Linked DNA regions of Mus musculus: regions 2 and 3 are each linked to region 1. A link is a loop called in an ENCODE intact Hi-C map of the cell type or tissue named here. Cell type or tissue: gastrocnemius. All regions are shown on one strand.

Region 1 (8,000 bases):
AACTTAGCATAATGAAATATAGCACAGTATGTGGGGATATACATGGGTGCAGCCACATACACCTTTTTAATATTTAAAAATTTGCCAATTAAGTATTCATGGTATTCAATAATAGCTTTATCCTGTAGACTGTAAGATGATTTCAGTAAACTGAGTAATACTTTATAAAAACTTCTTCCTGTTTTCTGGAGACAGGTTTCTCTGTGTTGCCTTGCCTGTCCTGGAACTTACTGTGTAGACCAGGCTGCGCTCATACTGGAGATCTGCCTGCCACTGCCTCCCAAGCACTGGGATTAAAAGTGTGTCACACCACCACCCAACTGTAAGCTTATTAAATCATTTATTTGCTAGTACAAGTTGGACCATTATCATTTTTAGTTGTAATGAGTCATAGAAGGAAAACGTACAATTCCCTATATGACATATTGATATCTTTATAGGAGCCCACCAATATGCGTAGATAAAGGCATTGTGTATGGCTTTAGTAATTTTTTAAAATTATTTTCTTTTTATTTATGAATACACTGTACCAGAAGAGGGCATCAGATTCTATTACATATGGCTGTGAGCCACCATGTGGTTGCTGGTGATTGAACTCAGGACCTCTGGAAGAGTAGTCAGTGCCCTTAACCACTGAGCCATTTCTCCAGCCCAACTTTAGTAAATCTTAATTCAAATTTCTATATACCTGATAATAGAAAAAAATCCTGGACATAGACAGCCATAGATAGTTTCAGATGTCAAGCTAATATCCATTTATTACTAATTATGCACTAGAAGCTTGGACTAAAATAATGCCGGTACACTATACAGCAGAGTGGCTGTAACAAAGAGGCTTTGCTGAAGTCTACTGATCACCTCCCTCACCAGAATCTGATCATCTATCAGGCAGATGAAGGGCCAGGACGAAAGTGAAAAACATAAAGCATTAACAATGGTCATTCATTTTTAAAGATTTAAACTTCTGGCTTTATTAAATTAAGATCTGGGATTTTTACTGGGCAGTGGTGGTGAATGCATTTAATTCCAGCATTTGGGAGGTATATGTACAGGGATCTCTGAGTTCGAGGCCAGCCTGGTCTACAAAGTGAACTCCAGGACAGCTCAGGCTACACAGAGAAACCCTGTCTTCAATTCCCCTGCCCCTAAACTCGAGAGTTTCAAAATTAAGGACATTTTAATTTTGAGCTCAAAAAGATCTTTTTACTAGGTGACAGGTTTTTTAGAAGTACCTGAGAAATAATCATAGGTCCTTAAGGAGAAAATGATTGAGCTTTCTATGCAAGCATTAAAGTATATATCCAGATGATAGGGTAAATGAAATAAAAGTGTAAAAAATGTCAAGGCCTAACAGTTTCATGGAGGAAGAATTTGTTGGAAAGCTTACATGGTTGGTGTAACAGATTTTAGCCTGTACTAAAAAGTTATTTTAGGAGAAAATGTTCAAATAATAAAATTTCTACTGAATGCTTACCCCCTTTGGCCTCCAAAGGAATTTGAGAAATGTATTACTTTTAGATTTTAATTTACTCTTTTTTAAAATTTTCATCTTAAGCCTATTTACATTTTTATCATTAAAGATTTTATTTCCTAAAAATATGAATTTTAAAAATAAAATCTTAGTAATAAATATAAAATTTCTCATTTTGTTAAGGCTGGTGCTGTTCAACTGACAAAGCTATAGTTAGTTTGCATTAACCATAAACAGTTAAAATGTCACATGAAACATTATTTCTGAGGATTTTTGAGGACCATCTCTTAACTGTCCCTGACTTCGTTTCTTGCTTTTAATTAAGCTCATGATTGTAGAAGTCAAAGTAAAACAGCTATATTTTGATGGCTGTAAGCATAGTTCTGAGCACAGTGAAACGTTTGAGCATTTGTAAGGTCTCTTACCTTGCATGCCTTAACTATCTTTAACAGTCTACAACAAGTCACAAATTTAAACACAATCAATCTTTGAAGAAAAATTTCCAGATGGCAATTATCACAATAAAGCTTTGGGTTCTACTGACTCAAGAGCATTGCTCAGGATTTGGGGGGTTCAAGTGAAGACTGGCTCCATCAAATAGCATTAGGTATTAGGTAGTAACACTTTCATTCACAGCCTTCTGGATAGAAAACAGGCAACATGCATATTCCTCCCACTGAAGAGGAAAGCCTGCTTGTTTAACAATCCTGGTTTCTGCAGACTGCACTCTACAACTGTTTGGAGTGGCACACTCAAAGCTTTAAATCCAGGACTCAGAGGCAGAAGTAGACTGATCTCCGTGAGTTTAAGACCAACTTGGTCTACAAAAAAAAAAAAAAAGTCCCAGGATAGTCACAGCTCCTACAGCATCCTGTATGCACATAGGAAATCCTACCCTTGAGCCCGATACACAGATCAGAAGAGGTTGACAATACCCTGGAACTGGAATTACAGGAGGCTGTGGAAGCCTAATTAATATGGGTCTGGGAACCAACACCAGGTCCTCTGCAAGAACTGAAAGCCATCTCTCATGCCTCGAGCTGTTTGGTTTTGTTTTGGTTTTTGTAGTGTTTTTTGGCATGCAGTCTCTTGCTAACCTGAAACTCCCAAATCAAGCTAAACTGTCGAGAGGGCCCAGGATCAACCTGTCTCTGTCTTCCACCATTAATACCATAAACACATGCCACCACACCCAGATTTACTTTTTTTTTTTTTTAATTTTTTAATTTTTGAGGCAGAGTTTCACTATGTAGCCTTTGCTACAAGTGCTGGGACTAAAGGTATGGACTACCATGCCCAGTCCTACATCCAGATTTTTTTTAAATTTGGGTGCAAACTTAAGTCTTCATACTTCATTGATAGGTACTTGACAGTCCCTGAAATGTTTACTGCTGAGAATAGAGCGCTCAGAGCTGAGCAGTGTCAGATGTGTCATTCTAGCACGTGGGAGGTGAAGACAGGAATTTCAGGCATTTAAGGTCAGCATGGATTATATAAGAACACTTCAAATAACAAAATCATAAAGTGTCCCCAGGGGGAAAGGCACTTGTCACCACATCTGATGACCTAAGTTTGACTCTGGAACTTGGTCTGGAGCTCATATGACTGAAGGAGAGAAAGAACCCACTTCTACTCTTGTACATTGTTCTGTGACCTCCTCACCTACATGGTGGCATACATACGCACATCAATCCATATAATAAAAAATAAACATGAGCTAGAGATGGCTCAATGGTTCAGAGCACTTGGTGCTCTTTCAGTGACCCCATGTTTAGTTTCCAGAAACTACAACTAAAATCAACTCCATATTTAGGGGATCTGACCCCTCTTATACCTACCACAGCACAGATAAACATGTGGTGCATACATGTGTGTGTATGTATGTATGTACACATGTATGTATATGTGTACGTGTACATACATATACACACAAATATACATTAAAAAGAGAAGACCTGTTCAGTTCCAATGACTAAGAGATGTGTGCTGTATGCCGTCCTCTTTGCCTTTGAGAACCTTAGACCACAAAGCTAAGAACAGGGAACTAACACTAACTTGCCACTCACATCATAATTAAAGAATACAATCACATTCATTAGGTGTTTTCTACAGCTTTTTTACAACAACAAGAGTACTATGACAGAGGCTGTAGACCCCCACAGTCTAGACCATTTGTCATTGAGTGCTTTATAGAAAGTCTGCCAATGTCCCCACTTGATATAGCTAATTAGGGATAAGACATGTGAAACCAATTAAAATCTGTGGAAATGAGAGGACATATTATCCCAATGTCCTCAGTGAGTTAGTATAAGGACACAGAAGGCAGCAGGGCAAAAAGACAGAATAGGACTAATGTCTAGGAAGCACCCTTCCCTCAGTTTTTTCCTAAGTTCAGCAATAGCATATTACATATCCCGGCATCCTACCTGTCCAGTGCTGGCTGGAGGTTGCACTTGTGTTATCGGATACTGTGTTGGCACAGGTGGGACCCCAGTAGGTAATGCTGGCAAGACTCCAGGTGCCAATGAAACAGCTGGTGGCACTATGCTTGGTACTCCGTAGGGAGGCTGAACTGGCTGCTGAGGAGGGGGAACAACAGGGTAACCAGACTGATAGCCATTGGATGGATAATATGGTGGTTGAGGAGGGATACTACTTATAGCAGAGGGTTGTGTATAGCCTGAGGGGGGAAGAAAAAAAGCGTTTAATCAGCTGCAGCAGAATGAAACATTTTACCTGATTATTAAACAACACCTAGGAAGATAAACACCACGGTTAAGAATGGCTTTCCTAATTACCCTAAGCTGAAAGGACCACCACCAGTTCCCTGGCACAAGTAGTCTAGCCTCACTGATCACACTTAACCGTAATTATCAGTACCTTAATTATCAGTAACGTAATTATCAGTATCAACATTTCAAGCCATACACACCTGGTAATGGTACAGCAGTATTAATTTGATTCACAAATCTAGAATACTCAGCATGAACCTAGAAAAATGGGCAAAACACAGTTAATAAAGACCAGTCCCAAGTGACAGATTTCTGCTGATACCCTGATTCAATGAGTTAAAGGGACTACTAAGCTGTATGTAAATTCTACACATCAGCAGGAAGCACAATTCTAAACAACCAAACTACTCAATCTGGAGCACAAAGTCATTCCAAGACCCACAGCCCAACATTAAGACGAGGCTGGGGAATCCTGTGGAAAAGGGGAAGGACTGGAAGGAGGCAAGGGGCCAAAGAGACTACAAGGAAACCTACAGGATGCATCACAGAGACTGAACTGCCAACTAGAGCACATGGATGGATGGATATGTGTATCACTTGTTCAGCTGGGTCCTCATGTAGGAAAAGCAGTCTGTCTCCGACTACACTACTTGCCTTTAGACCCTTTTCCCCTATCTGGGCTCCACTGTCTGCCTCAGTAGTAGATGCCCCTAGTGTTCCTGAAACTTGGTATTCCAAGGCTGGCTGATATCCATGGGAAGGGAGGGGAGGGGAGGGGAGAAGCTTTGATCAGAATATACATAATTTAGTAATAATAATAGAAAATATACTAAAGGTTGCCTATAGCCAATCTTAGAGAGGCATTTTCTCAACTGAGGCTTGCTCTCTCTGATGACCCTAGATTATGTCAAGTTCATATGCAATTAGCCACAGTCAGCATTACTGCATGTAATGTTGATCTACTCTCTCACATCATGTGTTGCAGAGAGCTCACTGAAGCTAATACAATTATAACATATCTTTTTGTTTTGTTTTGCTTTGTTTTGTTTTTGAGACAAGCTTTCTCTGTGTAGCCTTGGCTGTCCTGGAACTCATTCTGTAGACCAGGCTGGCTTCGAACTCAGAGATCCGACTGCCTCTGCCTCCGGAGTGCTGTGATTAAAGGCGTGTACCACCATTGCCCAGCCTATATCTTAATTTACTTTTTAAAGGCCATGTCAAAGTCCAGTCCAGTTATAGGTCACTGCTAGATTACACGGCTGTATACCTAGACCCTGGTTTCAACCCCAGCAAACTCACTGTTTGTAAGAGATTCTCGCAGAGCTTCTTGGCAGCAGCCAGGCCTTCAGGTTTGGGATGACTACAAATAAGAATAAACCACAAAATCAAAAGAGCAAAGTCAGAGTCTTATTTTATGCTAATGTACACACTTACTTTGGTATATTCATTACAGTTCAAATCTAGCACTCTGAAATCATTTAAATGGGAACATAAGATAGGCCAGCTTTGTTTTTGTGGCTGAGACAGGGTATCAATCACTATGTAGCTCTGGCTATCCTAGAAATGTGTAAATTAGGCTGGCCTCAAACACAAAGATCCACCTGCCTGTCTCCCCATTTGCTAGGATAAAAGGGATTTGTCATTCCCTACCCAATCCCCACTAGCAACATAAGTCTTTTAGGTTAAAACTAATATACCACTGCTACAAATATTTCATAGCACCAATTCTCTGGATAATGCTTCTTTTGACATAAAGAGACAATGGGAGTACTGGAGAAATGGTTCAGCAATTAAGAGCAGTTATTGCTCTTCCAGGGGAAGATTTGATTCCCACCACCTAGATGGTACCTTAAAACCACCCCTAACTCCAGTCACAGGTGACTCAGTGTCCTCTTCTGGCCGCTTCCTACACACAGTATACACACACAGTTTACATACATATGTGGTGGCAAACATTTAAACACATACAAATAAAACAAAGAGAGGAGGAAGTAGAGAGAAACTAATGCTGGTGCCACTTGTAATCTCAGCACATGGGGGTAGAGACAAGAAGATCAGAAATTCAAGGTCACCCTGGACTACACAATGAATTCAAGATCACTATAGTCTATAAGAGACCCTGTCCAAAAACTCAAACAAAATACCATAAGCCAGGTGTGGTGATAGATGCCTTTAGCCTAGCACTCAGGAGACAGATGCAGGTGGATCTCTGAATTTGAGGCCAGCCAGAGAGCCTGTCTTGAAAATACTATTCCCCCACCCCCACCCCCTTCATCCCCAGCAAACACAGCAACATCAGGTTTAAATCAGTGTCATAGGCATGGTCTGAGGGGTAGAACAGCAAGAGTGCTTGCCTCACTTATGGAATCCCTAGATTCAAACCTCAGGACCACACTTAATAATCATAGACTAAAACAACCTAAAGACTTGAATGCTAAAGCCACAACTAGCTCTTCTAATGCAGCCTTTAAAATTTCATTGTTAAAATGCTTTCCCCTTATTTGTACTTTATGTACATAGGTATTTTGCCACTGTGTATTAAATGGGCCCAAGGGGGAAAAAGTGGATGTTGGATGGCCTGGGTCTGGAGTTACAGACTGGTTTAATGCCATTTGAGTGTTGGAAATACAACTCATGTCCTCTGAAATAATAGCAAATGCTCACTGCTGGGAAACCATCTCCCCAGCTCCTATAACTCATATTACCCTCCCTATGTTTCTTAATTCCTCATGTAGGTTTTAGGTTGTTTTTTTTTTTCAGGTAGTCTCAAGAGACCTATGCAGGCCTCATAATCATTATGAACACAAGGACAACTGTAGTGACAACTCTGGAATTATGGGCTCTTTAAAAAACACAGAAATATTATAAAAATGTGTTTTGGTTTAATCCCAGGTGTGGGGATACAGGGCTTCTTCGGACAGTCTGAAGCAACTGACTGACTTGCCTCGTGCTCTAGCAGAGGCTTGGTTTTGCCAGTTGTCGACATTTTCTGTGACTGTGAGATTTAGAACTCTGAGAACTTTTCAGAGGGTAAATAAATTCGAGAGCCCTGACAGGCAGGGGGCGGTGGTTGTTGGTCCTTTAGGAAGAGGTTGATTAGTGTGCTACTAGTGTGCCAAAGAAACAAAAGGAAAGACTTTAGATTTAGAGAACTCTTCTCTCTCCCTGTGTTTCTCTCCTATCTACTGTTAGGCGATATAAGGGGGGGGGGGAGATAAAGAGTAGAAATAAGAAAAACCCACAAGGTAGCGAAATCCAGCTATAAATGACCTTGGAACCCTGATTCTCCAGTCCCACATTTGCATGCAAGGATCACAGGCTAAGCACATCAGGTTTCACATTATTAACATATTTTCTCACTTTTTTTTCAATGAACTATTCCAGCCTATAATTACTAAGACAGATTTCAATGTCCTCTGCTTTTAGCCATACCTGATATAAATATACATGGGTTCAAAAGCCTCTCGGCCTGACGCTGGCTCAATGCAGCCTGAGCCTTTCCCTCGTAGAAAGACTTTGGCACCAGTTTCAATTTGAATGTGTTGCAAATAAGAGCAGCCTGGACCTTCTACTTTCTCTTTAACATTAAAAGTGGGCACCGCATGTTCTAGACCCACAAATAGTTTATCTTGAACATAATGCATCTGTAAGGGAACAGAGTATTTTGATTAGTAAGAGAAAAACAATGTGAAATAATCTTGTAAAAAAATTATTCTACAAAGTAGCAAAACCCTCTACACACTTAGGACACTTCCACATGGATCCTTGAAAATTTCTACCATAATCTCCAAGATTTG
Region 2 (8,000 bases), 370 kb before region 1:
GGATCAAAGGACAACTATTTTTAATTCTACACTGAGAATTATAGATGATCTCTTTATTTTTTTGTACTTTCTGTGTCTTTTAACTAGGTTTATCAGTATATATATATTTTTTATCTTGCCTTTGAGACAGGTCTTACTATGTAGCTATGGCTGGCCTGGAACTCACTAAGTAGACCAGGCTAACCTCAAATTCAGAGATCTACCCTTCTCTGCCTCCAGATGGGATTAATGATATTGTGCCACTATACCTGGCCAACTAGGTTTAACGCTACTATAAGGACTTTGGGTACAGCTCAGTTCTAGGTTACTCGACCTACATACTTGAAGCTTTGGATCAATCAGCATCCCAGCAAACAGAAAGTAAGTAACAGGAAACTAGTGTAAGTCAGGCAGAGGAGCTGATGCCTCTCATTCCAGAACTTGGGAGGTTGGGGCAGGAGGACACCTGGGAGTTTGAGGCCTGGCCTGAGCTAAAGTCTGAAATACCAAAACCCAGTAATAACAAGATACAACCAACAACAATAACACCTTCTCCCTCCTCCCAAACGAAAGCTATCAAATCAAAGGAAGGGACTCATAAGGCCCAACCATTACTGAAGAGCTACTGACAATGGTTGCTAGAAGTGGGGTAGAGTCATGTGCTCAGGGTTATAGCCTACAGTAACCTTCCCTTGCCGAAGTAAACAACAGATCCTTCCACAAGCCCAGGCAGGCAATCCTAAGCATGCAAAGTGCACACACGCACGCGCGCGCGCGCGCACACACACACACACAAGCACGCACACGAAATGGGGGGGGGTGGGGGGACGGGATGCGGGAGGAGTTTGAGCCCTTTTCCTTACCCTGACGAAGCAGCAAGTCATCTCGGAGTAAACAGATGAAGTAGACACAGCCGGGCTGGGCATAGTGGGGCCTAGGGATCATGGGTACCTCCTGATAAGAGCAGAAAGTCAATGGGGAAAGTATTACATTTGGCCTAATGATCTCAATCCAAGAGAGGAAAAGAATTAAAATTTCCGATCCAATACTTTAAAAAGTCATTTTTTATACCATACATGTATAAAAAAGATGGAAACCTCTAGTCTTTAAATGCAGAGAAATTAAAGTAGATGACAAGGCTGACAAGTCCAGTGTCTGAGACGATGCTCTATGATGCATTAGTTCTGAGACTGTTGTGAAATCTCAGCAGCATCTGAAAATGTGTGCAATGGGGACTTCTCATGACAGTTTTGTCTGGAGCCCACCTGGAACAGGTGTGTACTGTTCAAGGCCAGGGAAGCCAAACTCTAAAGTGCATCCCTCACAGTAAATTTTCCAGTGTAATATGACAACATCACTATGGTTAAGAAATGCTGCCTAAGACAGGTTTCTGAGTTTGAGGCCAGCCTGGTCTACAGAGTGTGCTTCAGGACAGCCAGGGCTACACAGAGAAACCCTGTCTCGAAAAACCAAAAAAAGGATGGGTACTGGTGGCGCACACCTTTAATCCCAGCACTCGGGAGGCAGAGGCAGGCAGATTTCTGAGTTTGAGGCCAGCCTGGTCTACAGAGTAAGTTCCAGAATAGCCAGGGCCACACAGAGAAACCCTGTTTTGAAAAAACAACAACAACAAAAAAAAACCAAAAAAAAAAAAAACCAAAAAAGAAAACAAAACAAAATGAACAAACAAACAAAAAAACCCCCCAAAAACAAACAAAACCTCCCCCCACCAAAACAAAAAAAAGAAATGTTGCCTAAATCCTTTATGTTATGGGGGTGACTTAATCAAGATCATACATACACACTTACTGTTTCTGTACATGCATGTGTGTGAGGGCACTTGCTTGGCATGGCACACGCGTGGAGTCAGAGGACAATAGCAGTTCTCTCTTTCTACCTTGTGGATCTGGGATTGGACTCAAGTTGAGAGGCTTAGTAGCAAGAGCTTTTAACCACAGAGCCAATCTAGCAGCCTAAGATCATATACACAAATACAGCAGGACCTCGCTAAGAACCCACCCAACTTGGTCAAGTCACTGACTCTTACTTCAGTAAGTAAGACTGAGGGCAAAGGTTGTTGTTTTTTCTTTTCTTTTTCTTTTCTCTTCTTCCTTCCTTTCAAAGATTTATTTATTTATTATATGTAAGTACACTGTAGCTGTCTTCAGATACACTAGAAGAGGGTGTCAGATCTCATTAAAGATAGTTGTGAGCCACCATGTAGATGCTGGGATTTGAACTCAGGACCTTTGGAAGAGCAGTCAGTGCTCTTAACCGCTGAGCCATCTCTCTAGCCCACAAGGGTTGTTTTCAACAAAACACTACCTGATAGAAATGGCACTTAGAACTCTATCTCTACCACTGAGAGGTTAAGGAAAGAAGATGGTGAATTTGGAGCTAGTCTGGGCTACACTGTGAGCTTCTACTTCAAAAATAGAATAAAACAAAATGAATCTCAATTTTATATAGTAACCACCTCCACCTTCTACCCCTCCACCCTCCAGATGGTTTCTCTGTGTAGTAGGCCCTGCTATCTTGGAACTAGCTCTGAAGACCAGGCTAGCCTTCACCTCAGGGATCAGCCTGCCTGTCTTCAGAGTGCTGAGATTAAGGTATGTGCCACTACTGCCTGGCTCTATACAGTACTATTTCTTTCATGGATCTGAAGTATTTTATTTCTTAACTATGGTTCAGCTTACCCTGTCCACAGGCCGAGGGTCACACTGCTCACAAAGGTAGTGCTCCACATCCGTGTTCACACCCATGCAGTCGCAGTGCTGCCACACCTATGAGACAGGCACACTTGACAAGGCACTTACACTTAGACAAGTCCTGAGAACTAATAATACTGGTGATATCAATAAAGCAGCAGACAGGGCAAGGTAAAAGAGGAATTATACCAGAAGGTTATGACTGAATTAGAAATAAATGAGAAAAATAAGAGGAAAACACAATGTTTGAATATAATTATAAAAATCAATTTTAATATATAGATCTGGACAAACAAAATGGGAGGTGAGGAGGAAAAATGAAGATGAATATACTACTAAATTATCACTTGTGATGTAACACTATTTATGCTGCAGCCACTGGGACTGTCTTTATTCCCGTAAAGATTGCCTCTTGGGTTTACTTGGCGTTATCCTCTCAATAACCAGACATACTGTTCACAGCTCCATTATCATACCAAACAACAAGCGTACAGGAATGGAGGACACTACACACTGAGTTCAGGCCGAGTCTTGCAGTAGGAGCCCTCTGTGGACAAACTTATATGCACTGAACCTGCCTGCTTCCATGCGTTACACCGTGTGCCACTTCATGACTTCAAGGGAAAGCACAAGGTCAAATGCTACCCTTCTATGTGCAGCTTTTGTGAGAAACGTAGTTAAAGTGGGCAGAAGGAAGAGGAAAGGAAGTTGTTGCAAATGGAAGATAAAGGAGGAGGAAGGCAGTATGGTGAACAGTAGAGGACAAACAGACGCTGGCCTAAGCCCCTGCGCCGCGCCCTGGCACTCACCATGCACTTGTCACACTGGATCATGAGGCCTTCATCTTTATAGAGGCCGCAGATGCAGCGGATAACATCATCATCCTTCTCGTGCCCGCTCTCCTTCTCGGAGACTGAGGTCTCGCTGCTGTCGGCCTCACTGGCCGTTTCTCCCACAATCTCATCGATCTGAGCCGAAGCTTCATGCCGGGCGCTGTAATAGGCCTTTCGTAAGCGGCAAACATCTCTCCCAATTGGGGATTTACGCCCATAGTACTTCTGAAGAAAACAAAAGAAATCATTTTTGCTTTTCTCCTTTTGGTTTAAAAATAAACCTGCAGAGGCAGCATGATTTTCTTTATTATTCCATTTTGGCTAACAAATTGAACTATAATGAATTAAAATTAGAATTTATATGTTTCGTTTTTCTCTATTGCTTTGTTATTGATATTCTGTCAAGAGCCTTACTATCCCATAAGATCAAATACACAGTGATCATTAAATTTTAATTAATGTTGCAAGCATAATGTGTTGTAGAAATTTTCCATTTACCTTTGTCTTGCAAATGCTTGGAGCACATAGTAAATGTCTGTGGGAGCTGGGTTAACAGAAACTATGCTGTAATTCAAGATCGCCACTCAGTAATCTCTTACCTCTTTAAGACCCTTTCTTATTCTGTCTTTCAGCCTCTCTTTACACCAGAGCATTTCCTTTCCTGGTTACTACACAGTAATACTCTAGGCTTGTTTTTGGAGGCAGGGTCTTCTTATACAGTCTGGTATGGGCTAAAACTTGACCTTACCTTCTTGCTTCAGGCTTAAGTGATTTCAGGAATGACTCACTAAGCTTGGCTTCATATATACTTATTTTCATGAACAAAGCAATGCCAGACACACAATACATTGGTAAAATATTTACATAATATAAAAGTTCAGGGCAAAATTAGGGGTTTACAAAGATTATACTGTTTCTGAGAAATGACTCAATCATCCACTGCAGAATGTTTTGTGCTGGTGCATGGACTGAGATTAAAGATGTGTGACTCTACATCCGGCCTTACCTGGTAATTTCATACATGTTTTGAGATAACTTACGTCATCATGCTTGTACAATACTGAGTACTTTTACTGACTGAACGAATTTTTGATTAAAAAATTATTATTGCCATGTGGGCATATACATGCCATGGCATGCATACAGAGGTCAGATAATGACCTAGCAGAGTAAAATCCCCTCTTCCAACATTATTACACTGTGAGCTCTGGGAATAAATTCAGGTTGCTAGAATTGCATAGTAAGAACTTTTACCTGAAGAGCTATCTTGCTAACCGAGAAACCACCTGCCACTCGTCCAAGATGGGTTCAATGGAAGGAACTCTATGTAGACCAGGCTGCCTTTGAACTCATCCTATCTACATCTGTCTCCCAAGTGCTGAAATTAAAGATATATACCACTATACTTGGTCAGAATAATTTTATTTATTTATTTATTTATTTATTTATTTATTTTTGGTTTTTTGAGATAGGGTTTCTCTGTGTAGCTCTGGCTGTCCTGGAACTCACTCTGTAGACCAGGCTGGCCTCAAACTCAGAAATTCGCCTGTCTCTGCCTCCCAAGTGCTGAGATTAAAGGCGTGTACCACCATGCCTGACTTTTTTTCCCCCCAGAATATTTTTGATTATATACACTGATAGAAAAAATAAAATTACTGTCAGGCTGATGAGATGGCTCACCAAGTAAAGGTACTTGCTGCTAATTCTGACAACCTGACTTTGACCCTAGGGACCCATAAGCCAGGAGGACAGAACTTAGGCCTTCACATGCATGTTATGACATGTATATATATATATATACATACAACATTGCTACGGATGTGCTCTAATTTAGCTTTGAATTAATCCAGCCCCCAAAATCGGGAATCTGTGTGTCTAAACACCAAAGGTCCTTGTCTCCAATTGGTTTATCATCAATCAATAAAGAGCCAATGGCCAATGGTTGGGCAGGTAGACTGAGGCAGGACCTTTGGATTTGTGTGGCCTAGGAACTAGAAGTGAGGAAGGTCAATTGCTATGACTGGGGGAGAAGGAGGAGCTGCAGGAGCCAACCAGCCATGTGAGAATTCTGGTAAGTAGTCACTGGCCACTTCTGTGACTGGGCCTAAGGTAGCAGGGGAAGGTTCAGGAGTCTCAGAAATACCGGAGGGGAGCATTTGCATTTGCTGGCCGAAGGTTTAAGAGTGCCCAGCATTTGAGGTAGTCACAGTAAGTCAAATTTAATTGATGTGTGGTTGTGTGTGTGTGTGCGTGTGTGTGTTTCATTCTCGAATCCAGAGGGCTCTGGCAGGTGGCTGGGAGTGTGACCCGCTGGGAGCACAAAGTGGTGTAGCTAAACTCAACACTACACAACGTACACAATTAAACCAAATAAACAAATGTAGTAATGAAAAGAAAATTACTGCCTTTCCCAAGAGTAGATAAAATAAATCTCATCCGAGCAGATTTCTTACATTTGTATATTAAGTGAGTAAATACCTCAGCATTCCGAAAGACCTTAAGCATGTCAGCATCGAAAGCCTCCACTGTTTTGTAATACCCAATGAGGATCTGCTTCTCTATGGTGCTGAGATCCAGGGGGTCAGAGATCTTCTCATAATAGTCAGCATTTCTGGAACACAGAGCAAGCCGTTAGTTGGTGCACTGGCTTCTTTTCTGAGCTCTACAAGGCTGTCAGAAAAGTACACGTACTTTTTCTTTGGGGGAAGATTCAAAAGTGGAGCTGCAAGGGTTTGCTGGGAAGAATCTGCAGAAGAACACAAGGTTTAGTACACGTGTTTAAAAGACAAGGGGGAACCTCAGTCTCAATGTCTGTCTGTCTGTCTCTCTCCCTCTCTCTCTCTCTTGCTATCACTTGAGATGGAGGGTGTGCTCTGTAGTTTAGCTGCTCTACAGCACATGGTGAAAAGGGTACCTGGACTTACTGTCTACCAGCACAGCTTGCTTGCATTCTTTTATTAAACTTTTATTTTTCTTGGCTAACCGTGATGGTCCCTGCCTGTAATCCCAGAACTCCAGAGGCTGACGATGTTGACAGTTTGGCTGGCTTACACTGTTTCAAAGAAGAAAAAAAAAATCCTTTTTTAAAGGGGTGCTGGGGATAGAACTGAGAGCCTGTACATGCAGTGGGCGGCTCCAGCCTATGAACACCCTCTCTTTTCTTTGTGGAGATACTAATTATTTTTATGTAAATGAGTGTTTGCCTAGCTTCATGTCCGCACATATATGCGGTGCTCCACATGTGTGATGCAATGCCATGTGGGTGCTGGGAATTGAACCTGAGTCTTGTCAAAGACAGCCAGTGTTCTGCACCATTCAGTCACCTCCCCAGCAGCACAGTGTACTTGAAAAATAACATTTTATGTGTATGGGTGTTTTAGCTGTATGTACGTTTGTGTACCACACGTGTGCATGGTGCCTCTAGAGACCAGAGAGGACCAGATAACTGAATGCCAATCACTGGCAGCTGTGAGCCATCATACAGGCTGGGGATTCAACCTGTATTCTCTATAGGAACACACAGTACTCTTAATAATACTAAGCCATTGTTCTAGATCCTAAAGGTCTTTGAACTAAAAAAACTAGAAAACTCCACACTGAAACTTGGAGTGGGGAAAAGTAACTATTCTGAGGCTTGACAGTCAAAAACCTAACCCCCAATAACAAACAATAATTTAAAAATTGAGGATTATGACGGATATAGTGCATATTTAAAATATAACACAGTGATAGTAAATAAAAATAGTTTCTCATGAAGAATGTGAGCTGTAACTATTGAAATAGCTAGGGTATTTAGGGAACATTCTTGCTTCTGCTCATATGCCTGCTAGCTTTAAAGGACTATGCAAGCAAAGAGAAATTTGAGTTTCTCATTCTTGTACTAATCCTGTTATAGGGTGACAAATCTTCTTTAATTTGTATGTACTGGTGTTTTGCTTTCATATTTATCTGTGTGAGGTTGCAGATCCCATGCAACTGGAATTACAGACAGTGCTATGTGGGTGGTGGGAATTGAACCTGGTTCCTCTGAAGAACAGACAGTGAGTGCTCTTAACCAATGAGCCATCTCTCCAGCATTTCTTTATTTTAAATATTTATTTGTTTTGATGGGCATGAAAGTGCACCACCTACGTGCACTGGGATGATAAATCTTTTTACAACAAAAAGATTTCCACATCCACAGCCTCTCATAATTGTTTGTAATTGATATTTCTGTTGGTGTGGATTTGACTGAATTCCAAATAAGAAGTAATTTAGTAAATATTTTCTAGAATTTAATTTTTTTCATTCAGTTATGTTGATACACATAGCATTCAGTGAGGGACTTTTCTCATTTGCGATCTCATTTCTGATGGTGTCCTGTGCAGTGACGGAAAGCAGTGACCTGAGAGTAGCTCCCTCCATGTGAGTCAGACCAACTGGGCGTGGGAGAAAGGGAAGCTCCACCTTCCAGAGACACACTGAGACCCTGTCACTA
Region 3 (8,000 bases), 330 kb before region 1:
TGCTTCTGATGATATTCTTACCCTGTCACAGCATCAGTGACCACTGACCATGTGTATGCTTACACATGCTAATAGTTTCTTAGCATAGCTTTCCTTGGATAGAGTGCCTTTCCTTTGGACTGTCCCTATCAAATGTTGAAAGCTAGGAAGGCACTTAACACCTTGCTTGTTAACCATGTGATGGTGGCACCTTTTATCCCTGAACTTGGGAGGTAGAGTCAGGCAGATCTCACAAGTTTCAGGCCAGCCTAGTCTACAAAGAAAGTTCCAGCACAACCAGGGCTGCCACACAGAGCAATCATGTCTCAAGAAAGTAAACAAAAATCAACTAACAAAATAAACAGAAAATATTTTGCATATTAGTAGGTTACAACATCTCATATCATCCTCGGAAACTTCCCCCAGGGGAAGGTAGCACAAAATTGACCATTCCTACGTCTCTTCAATAGTAAGAAGATTTTAAATTTAGGTACACAAGATTCTTTCTGACACTGTTTTCAGTCTGCTAGTATCAGTGTACTCTATGGAGAGGAGGGAAAGGTCATATTGAACACATACACAGTCCTCAGAATGTAGCTTTAGAGAAGTCAGTTACAGTACCTATTTAGGCAGTCATCCCCACAGCCCTTCCTGGTGTCGTCATCTGGCTTCTTACAATTACAGGTGGTAGCCTCATAACCAGAAAGTGGTTTGACATCAACATAGACATCTTAGAAGATAGAAAATAAAAGTTTTTGAACATACAGAATTAGCTTTCAAGTGTCAAGACAGGAGGAACATTGATGTTTTGAAGGTGGAAAAAACATCTAAGTTACTCACTTGAACGGATTTTTTTATACAGGGGGACATCTGGCTTTTTGTATAGCTAGAAGAAAAAAAATATTGATAAAGCATTTTGCTTCAAATGACAGTGTGGCATCAATTCCTAGAAATACAGGAAATGTCTTCTGTTCATACAACAATATCTGCAGGCTGCTGGGTATAATGGCCCCCTCTATAACCCTTGGGTAGGAGGTCACTGTGAGCTTAATGTAAGCCACACAGTAAATACTTCTGAGATTTTCTGACCTGACTATGACTGAGGAAAATACAGAGTGATCTTTTTTATTTCATCCTCATAAATAAAGGGTGACAGAGAATTAGAATTAATAAGTACTAACTGGTTTACAAAAAGTGACATAATCTTTTGAGCCACCATCTCCAGCCTTGGATTACCTGACGTTTTGTATGTAAACTTTTGGCTCTTATGTGTCCCTTCCCGAGTGATGGGATTACAGGTGTGTTTAAGAACATCTGACTTACAGCAATGCACTTTCAATTTTTTTCTTTTGTTGCTGGATAACAATCTAAAAAAGCACTCTGAAGACCAAAGCTATTATTCACTTGCATAACTTAAGATTCTATTTGCTCCTATGACAAGGGAAGGGGTTGGAAGCACAGGTAACGTAAAGGCAGCATGCATGCTCAAGCCTCAGCATGACCCCTCCCCCAAAGCACAAAACCCTGTAACCCCAAACACATGTAACGTTTGTTTATAAGCAATTGTATGAAGATAGGAAGAGTAAACTGGCCTCTCGGCTGTCACAGTTTCGTGTGCCTGTCTTCCTCACAGTCAGGGATGAATCTCTCCATCTTGATTCTTTTCCAGATTCTTCTCTCTCTCTGTCCCACCCTCTATTTCCTGCCTCAGCTAATGGGCCATCAGCTTTTTATTGACAGGTGACACTTCCATACAGTACACAAGAGATTCTCTCTACATTTGAGACTTGTTGTTGCTTTCTAGTCTAAAAGGAGATACAATAATCCACTCTTTTATATTTCATCTCTATACCCCTTCCCCTCCCCCCGTATTAATACTCTTTAAGAATTCAGAGACCATCAGAGAAGAGGAGGCAGAGGAGACTGAACTGGCTTTGGTTTTCCAGCGTTAACTTTTGTTTGGAGGCTATGTAGCTCTAGTTGGCCTGGAGCTCACAGAAACCTCTGCCTCTGCCTCCTGACTGCATGAGGAGCTGTCACCACTACACCCAAGGATAACTTTGACAGTATTTTAGCTAAGCTGAAAAATCTGCTATTTATTTCATTGGTATGAATACTCCTATCCCCCTATGGTTGTTGTAAAAATAGGGCCTTGAACCTTTAACTAAATTTAAGGCCTGAGGATTCTTTTTTAAGTGTTGTTGGCAGTTCATCTACATTCTCCTAAGACCTGCATGAAATAGAATTCTTTTTCTTTTTGGTGCACAAACACTTTTATTTATTTATTTATTTATTTATTTATTTATTTATTTATTTGCTTATTTATTACATGTAAGTACACTGTAGCTGTCTTCAGACGCACCAGAAGAGGGCATCAGATCTCATTACGGGTGTATGTGAGCCACCATGTGGTTGCTGGGATTTGAACTTCAGACCTTTGGAAGAGCAGTCGGGTGCTCTTACCCACTGAGCCATCTATCTCACCAGCCCCGAAATAGAATTCTTATAGCGCAAACTCTTTGCTACCAAAGCAATAAGAACAAAAGGTTGCCCATTGAAACAGGAACTTACGGTAATTCTGAAGTGTGAATAAAGGCTTTGCACATTAAATATGTACACAAATTCATTTTTCTTAGTCTCTAACCTTTTATAAGGACGGTTCCCAATATATTCTAAGATTTCATCACATGGAACCAGAGGAAACAAACTTTTCCTTCCTATTCCCTAACCCTTATCATTTAAAAAGAAAACCTGGTAAAACCCTTTGTACCTGATTGTGTTTCCACTGCCAGAGAATATCATAGGGAAGCTGGAAGTCAATTCTCTTCTGTCTGAGATACTTTCCTGAAATTAAAAGACACTGTCAATTTCAACAACTACTCTGATACGCAGTCCATACAAAGAGAGCAAATAGTCACACACAAAATATATTTTAAACTTATCACCTCTAAAAAAATCAGATAAATGCTACAAAGGGGCTAAGGGCTGACGAGAAGGTCAGGGGTCAAGAGCTCTTGCTGCTCTTGTGGAGGACAGGGCATCTGTCAGAGGGACCTGATGCCCTCTTCTGACCTCTGCAGGCAGTAGGTACACCAGAATGCACATAAATTCATGTAGGTAATACACTCATACACGGGGCTGGAGAGATGGCTCAGCAGTTAAGAGCACCGACTGCTCTTCCGAAGGTCTTGAGCTTAAATCCCAAGCAACCACATGGTGGCTCACAACCATCTGTAATGAGCTCTGACACCGTCTTCTGGAATGTCTGAAGACAGCTATGATGTACTTACATATAATAAATAAATAAGTCTTTAAAAAAAATACACTCATACACGTAACAACAACAAAAATCTAAAAATACTAAAGGGGGAAGGGTACAGAAACCCAGGCTGGCTCATGGATAAAAAGTTATCTGCTATCAAGCTTGACTAACTGAATTCTATCCCTGGAGCAAACATGCTGGAAGAAAGAAACTGAACTTCTACGATTGCTCTTTTGCTTTCATGCAGCACTGTGAAACATATATTCCCACATACAAAATTAAATAATAAAAAATAAACAAAAGAAAAGGGGCATACTTGAATTTACATAACTGAAGAATACATGTCACCCATGAAATGGCTCAGCAGGTAAAATACCTTGAGCCTGGATCTCAAATTCATGGTGGAAGGAGAAGCAGCTCCTGAACGATGGCCTCTGACATATTATATATATGAAGAAAGGGCTCAGGCTTAAGACTGCATACTAGTCTCTAAAGCTCCTGAACTTGGATCTGAGCACCCATACAATTATATGTAACTCCAGCTTCAGAGAATCTGACATCCCTTTCTGGCTGCTGAACACGTAATATACTCACATATAGACACAAACACCCCACTTTAGTCACAGCACTGAGGAGGCAGAGGCAGGGGCAGGCAGAGCTCCTTGAGTTTGAGGCCAGGCTACTCAAGGTAGGGAAAAAGTATATATAAATAGATTTAAGATGCTAGTAACATTTTCCTGCACCTTGAACTATTATTTTCTTTTTTCACTTCTTTTTTTTCCTTCCTTTCTCTCTCTTTTTTTCTTTTGGAGACAGAGTTCCTCTTGTGTAGTCCTGGCTGTCCTGAAACTCACAGAGATCTTTATGCCTCTACCTCCTGAGTGCTGGGATTAAAGATGTGCACTACCACCACCACCACCCAGCTTCTGCAGACTCTTAATACTGAAAGAAAACAAATGTAATAGTCTAGACTGATCCTTAGAGAAGGGAACTGAGTCTTGTTCCTGTATGTATTCCTGACTGTACAGGAACTTACTATGTAGACCAGGTTGGCTTTGAACCGCATACACTGCTGGGATTAAGGGCAAGAGCCACCATGCGTGGTATTACTCTTTTGTTTGTCTGTTTTTTTTTTTTTTTTTTTTTTTTTTTTTGAGACACAGAGAACAAACTTTTTATGAGAACAGTTTATTCTATTTTTTGCCTGCAATACATGTTTTCTCTAGAAAATACAAAGATTAAACAGAAAGGTTTTGAACTTCTTTAAGAAAAAGTTTTTCCTTATAGGTAAGGATTCATTCACATGTATGCCAATTGACCTTCAAACCAGAACTCTGATCACAGGTCCCATCTAACATTTTCCTAGGATCAAGATACCAGGACTGACTCGAGGCATTCCTAGCAATACTCACATTCCTCTTTGTCTAATGCATGCAATGATGACAACTGAGAAAAAAAAAAAAGGTCTGTGTGACTGTCAGTGCTAAAATTACCTACATGAAAGACCTTTCACCACAACTGAGTATGAACTGAGCCATTAAAAATTAGGAGATGAGGGGCTCAGCAGTCAAGAGCTCTGACTGCGCTCCAATGATTTGCTTCCAAGAATCTAAAGAAATGTACTGGGCTGGAGAGATGGCTCAGCGGTTAAGAGCACTAACTACTCTTCCAGAGGTCCTGAGTTTAATTCCCAGCAACCACATGGTGGCTCACAACCATCCATAATGGGATCTGATGCCCTCTTCTGGCCTGAGGATGTATATGCAGCAGAGCATTCATATTTTAAATAAATCAAGTTAAAAAAAATTAGGCTATGAACTAGATGATGGCTACCTCACCAAGCTTGAGGACTGAATTCTTGCGCTTGCAACAAGTGTTCAACGTTTACGCAGGTGGCAAAGCCTTCAGTAGCCAGAACAGAGTACAATTGCTCTCAGAATGAGATGGAAAGCAGAGCAGTGATGGCTCAGCTGAAATGGAGTCAGACAGTGAAGCCCTAGATGTTCAAGGACTAGAGGTGAGGGGAAGTATCTTAAATTAGCAATGGTTGTGGTACACAAGCCTTTTAATCTCAGCTCTTCGGAGGCAGAGGCAGTCAGATTCCTACTGAATTCCAGGACAACCAGAACTGCAGTGTGAGTCCCTACCTCAAAACAAAGGAAAAACAATGGTCATAGACTATCACTGTTTGGGAGATAAAGATGGCTCAGCAGTTAAGAACACTTATTGTTCTTCCAGAAGATGCAGGTTTGGCTCCAAGCACCATTATCAGGTGTTATAAAATCTTCTATAAGTTTCAGGAGATCTGATAATCTTTGATTTCCACAGGCACCTTATACAAGTGGCTCACATAAACCCACATAGGCATACACAGAATATAAGTAAATAATTAAAAGTAAAAAACGGAGATGTGATTGTCCTCGTGAAGAGCTTGTAGGTCAAATCTTCACTATAGTAAATAAGGATATCGTTCATTTGAAAGGATTACCTATACGTTGCAATAAAAGGTACTGTAGACTTCTTTGCAGGGCCGAATACAGTAGATATTACTACTGTTATAGACTGTAGAGCAGTGGTTCTCACACTTCCTGATGCTGAGACCTGTAATACAGTTTCTCATGTTGTGGTGACCCCAACTATAAAATTGTTTCATTGCTACTTCTTAACTATAATTTTGCTACTATTATGGCTCATAACATAAATATCTGATATGTGGAATATCTGATATGTGACCCTCAAATGAGCTGAGACCCAGAAGTTGCAAACTGCTGCTGTGGAGGGAAAAGGAAAGTAAGGGGAAACTATGAACAGTTAAAGAGCCAGAAATGGCCAACCAATCACTTTTGAAACTCAGTGAAAAACAACAAAACAAAAAATCAAAACCACAAAAACCCTGGTACTTGAGAGGGGCAGCTACTGTGATATCCCCGATGGTGTGGTTCTCAGACATTAGAACTACTATCTGGCTGGACTGTAGACGAGCCCTGGCATGCTGGAGCAGAGTTTACTTATTCAGGTGGGAACTTTGAAGACAGAATACTGAGAGAAAGTTTTAAGTAGAGGCCTAGTTCATAAGGTTTAAGAGTGGATCAAGGAATCCATAAGAAAAGGACCATTTATGTAATGTTCCGTCAAGAATCTGCCTTAATTCTTTCTAATCTGAGAATCTGAAAAAGTTGAGTTAAATAGTAGAATAAACTGCTTGGCAGAGGAAATTTCAAGACAGGAGGGAATTCAGGCTGGTGTTTCTCAAGCAACTACAATTGGTCCAGAGTATGGCACCACTGTGGGAAGCTGTGCAGTTGCACTGGGACAACAGGAGGTGTCCTGAGGGTAAAATGCACCTGCCCAGAGGCTACATCTTGAGAAGATGCGAGCTCATTTGAAGGAAGGCTGCCTACAATGAAACAGACAACTGCTGAAGGAATTCCTTGTCCTCCTCCAAAGCATTGGCCCAGAGCAGGTAAGATGGCTTATATAGGTCTAAGTACTTGTTGTGTAAACTCGATGACCAGAGTTTGATCCCTGGAGCTAATATAAATGTGGAAAGAGATAACCAACTTGACAAAGTTATCCTTTGACCTCCATATACATGCTGTAGGATGAACTTCCTTCACACAAACATACACAGCACACACATGCATGCCCGCACCCACAGGACATATATATGTTGAAATGCAGCAAAAAACTGATGTCTTAGTGGTTGAGACCACTGGCAGAAGACCCTAGTTCGATTCTCAGCAATCACATGGTAGCTCACAATCATCTGTAGCTGCCTTAGTACTAGGGAAATCTGACATCTTCTGGCCTTTATAGGTCATTCACTGAGTGCACAGACAAGTGTAGAAAAAAATTCTCAGACATAATAATAACAACAACAACCAAACTTAAACAAAAAGCAGGTACCTAAGGATGGCACATAAAAGCTGACAAAAGCTGGCACAAGGGGGCCAGGCGAGATGTCAAGTAGCTAGAAGACTTATGCACTGTTGTCAATTTGCTGGTAAGAAAGTAAGAAAGACTTAAGGAGTCATGGAGTTTTCTGTGTGATTTCAGAGAGTAGCTGTGGCCAGGGAATGTGCAGTAGGGTTGGCATTCTTGCAAGGGGGCACTGGAGGGCCAGTGCTTCAAGCTGTGAAGGCAAAGCCTAAATTGAAATGGAGGTTCCAGGAAAATTGGAAATACCTGGACCATGGAATATTCAGTATGCAGAGGAGTGGGCATGGAACGGAGCTAGTCTAGAAAAGAATCCCAATAGGTGCTATAGTAAAGATGAGGAGTTGGCTCTGCCCATGAGCCCCAAATGACAGATAAGGAGTTATAAGACTTAGTTTTTACTCTGCTAGATTTTATTTGCTTGTTTGATTGTTCCTTGTTATGCTTAAATTCTTTCCTCTTAAAACAGGAATGTGCTGTTAATGTTGGAAATATGTAAACTGTTTTTTTTTTTTTAATTCATAGGTAAAGAAACTGACTTTATTCTTTTCTTTTTTGAGATGAAGTTACACTATATAGCACTCGCTGGCTTTGACTTCACAGATACCCACTTGCCTCTTCTTCCCAACAGCTAGAATAAAAGGCATGCGCCATTCCTGACTAGAAACTGACTTTTATTTATTTATTTTTATTTTTTAGGTTTTTTTTTTTTTTCAAGACAGGGTTTCTCTGTATAGCCCTGGCTGTCCTGGAACTCACTCTGTAGACCAGGCTAGCCTCGAACTCAGAAATCTGCCTGCCTCTGCCTCCCAAGTACTGGGAT

The links. Hi-C counts contacts between places; a loop is a spot of excess contacts. Peaks named below come from ENCODE experiments on the same cell type or tissue, not always from the same donor. Only the 100,000 strongest peaks of a DNase experiment are listed, where the experiment ranks them.
Region 2: it touches region 1 in a loop (3-fold over the local background); 5 of 42 quality-filtered maps call a loop at or near these places.
Region 3: a loop joins it to region 1, with 2.2 times the contacts of the local background. A loop is called at or near these places in 4 of 42 quality-filtered maps.

What each region holds. Positions count from the first base shown.
Region 1 is chr3:88,696,412-88,704,411 of GRCm38, reverse strand. It overlaps Khdc4 (KH domain containing 4, pre-mRNA splicing factor), which reads right to left. Exons shown (of 14, transcript NM_028814.4): 7 at 7,636-7,847; 8 at 5,503-5,563; 9 at 4,404-4,461; 10 at 3,898-4,151. Among named protein-coding and RNA genes, the nearest start is that of Khdc4, 15 kb to the right of the region's middle. In gastrocnemius, no CTCF peak of the experiment used is centred here; a DNase peak (open chromatin) is centred at 3,986.
Region 2 is chr3:89,061,920-89,069,919 of GRCm38, reverse strand. Ash1l (ASH1 like histone lysine methyltransferase) reads right to left here. Exons shown (of 27, transcript NM_138679.5): 17 at 6,215-6,269; 18 at 6,002-6,134; 19 at 3,500-3,748; 20 at 2,679-2,765; 21 at 843-933. Among named protein-coding and RNA genes, the nearest start is that of Gm24403, 17 kb to the right of the region's middle. In gastrocnemius, no CTCF peak of the experiment used is centred here; no DNase peak of the experiment used is centred here.
Region 3 is chr3:89,028,082-89,036,081 of GRCm38, reverse strand. It overlaps Ash1l (ASH1 like histone lysine methyltransferase), which reads right to left. Exons shown (of 27, transcript NM_138679.5): 7 at 2,750-2,823; 8 at 820-865; 9 at 601-709. Among named protein-coding and RNA genes, the nearest start is that of Gm24403, 17 kb to the left of the region's middle. In gastrocnemius, a CTCF peak has its summit at 4,977 (motif pointing left); no DNase peak of the experiment used is centred here.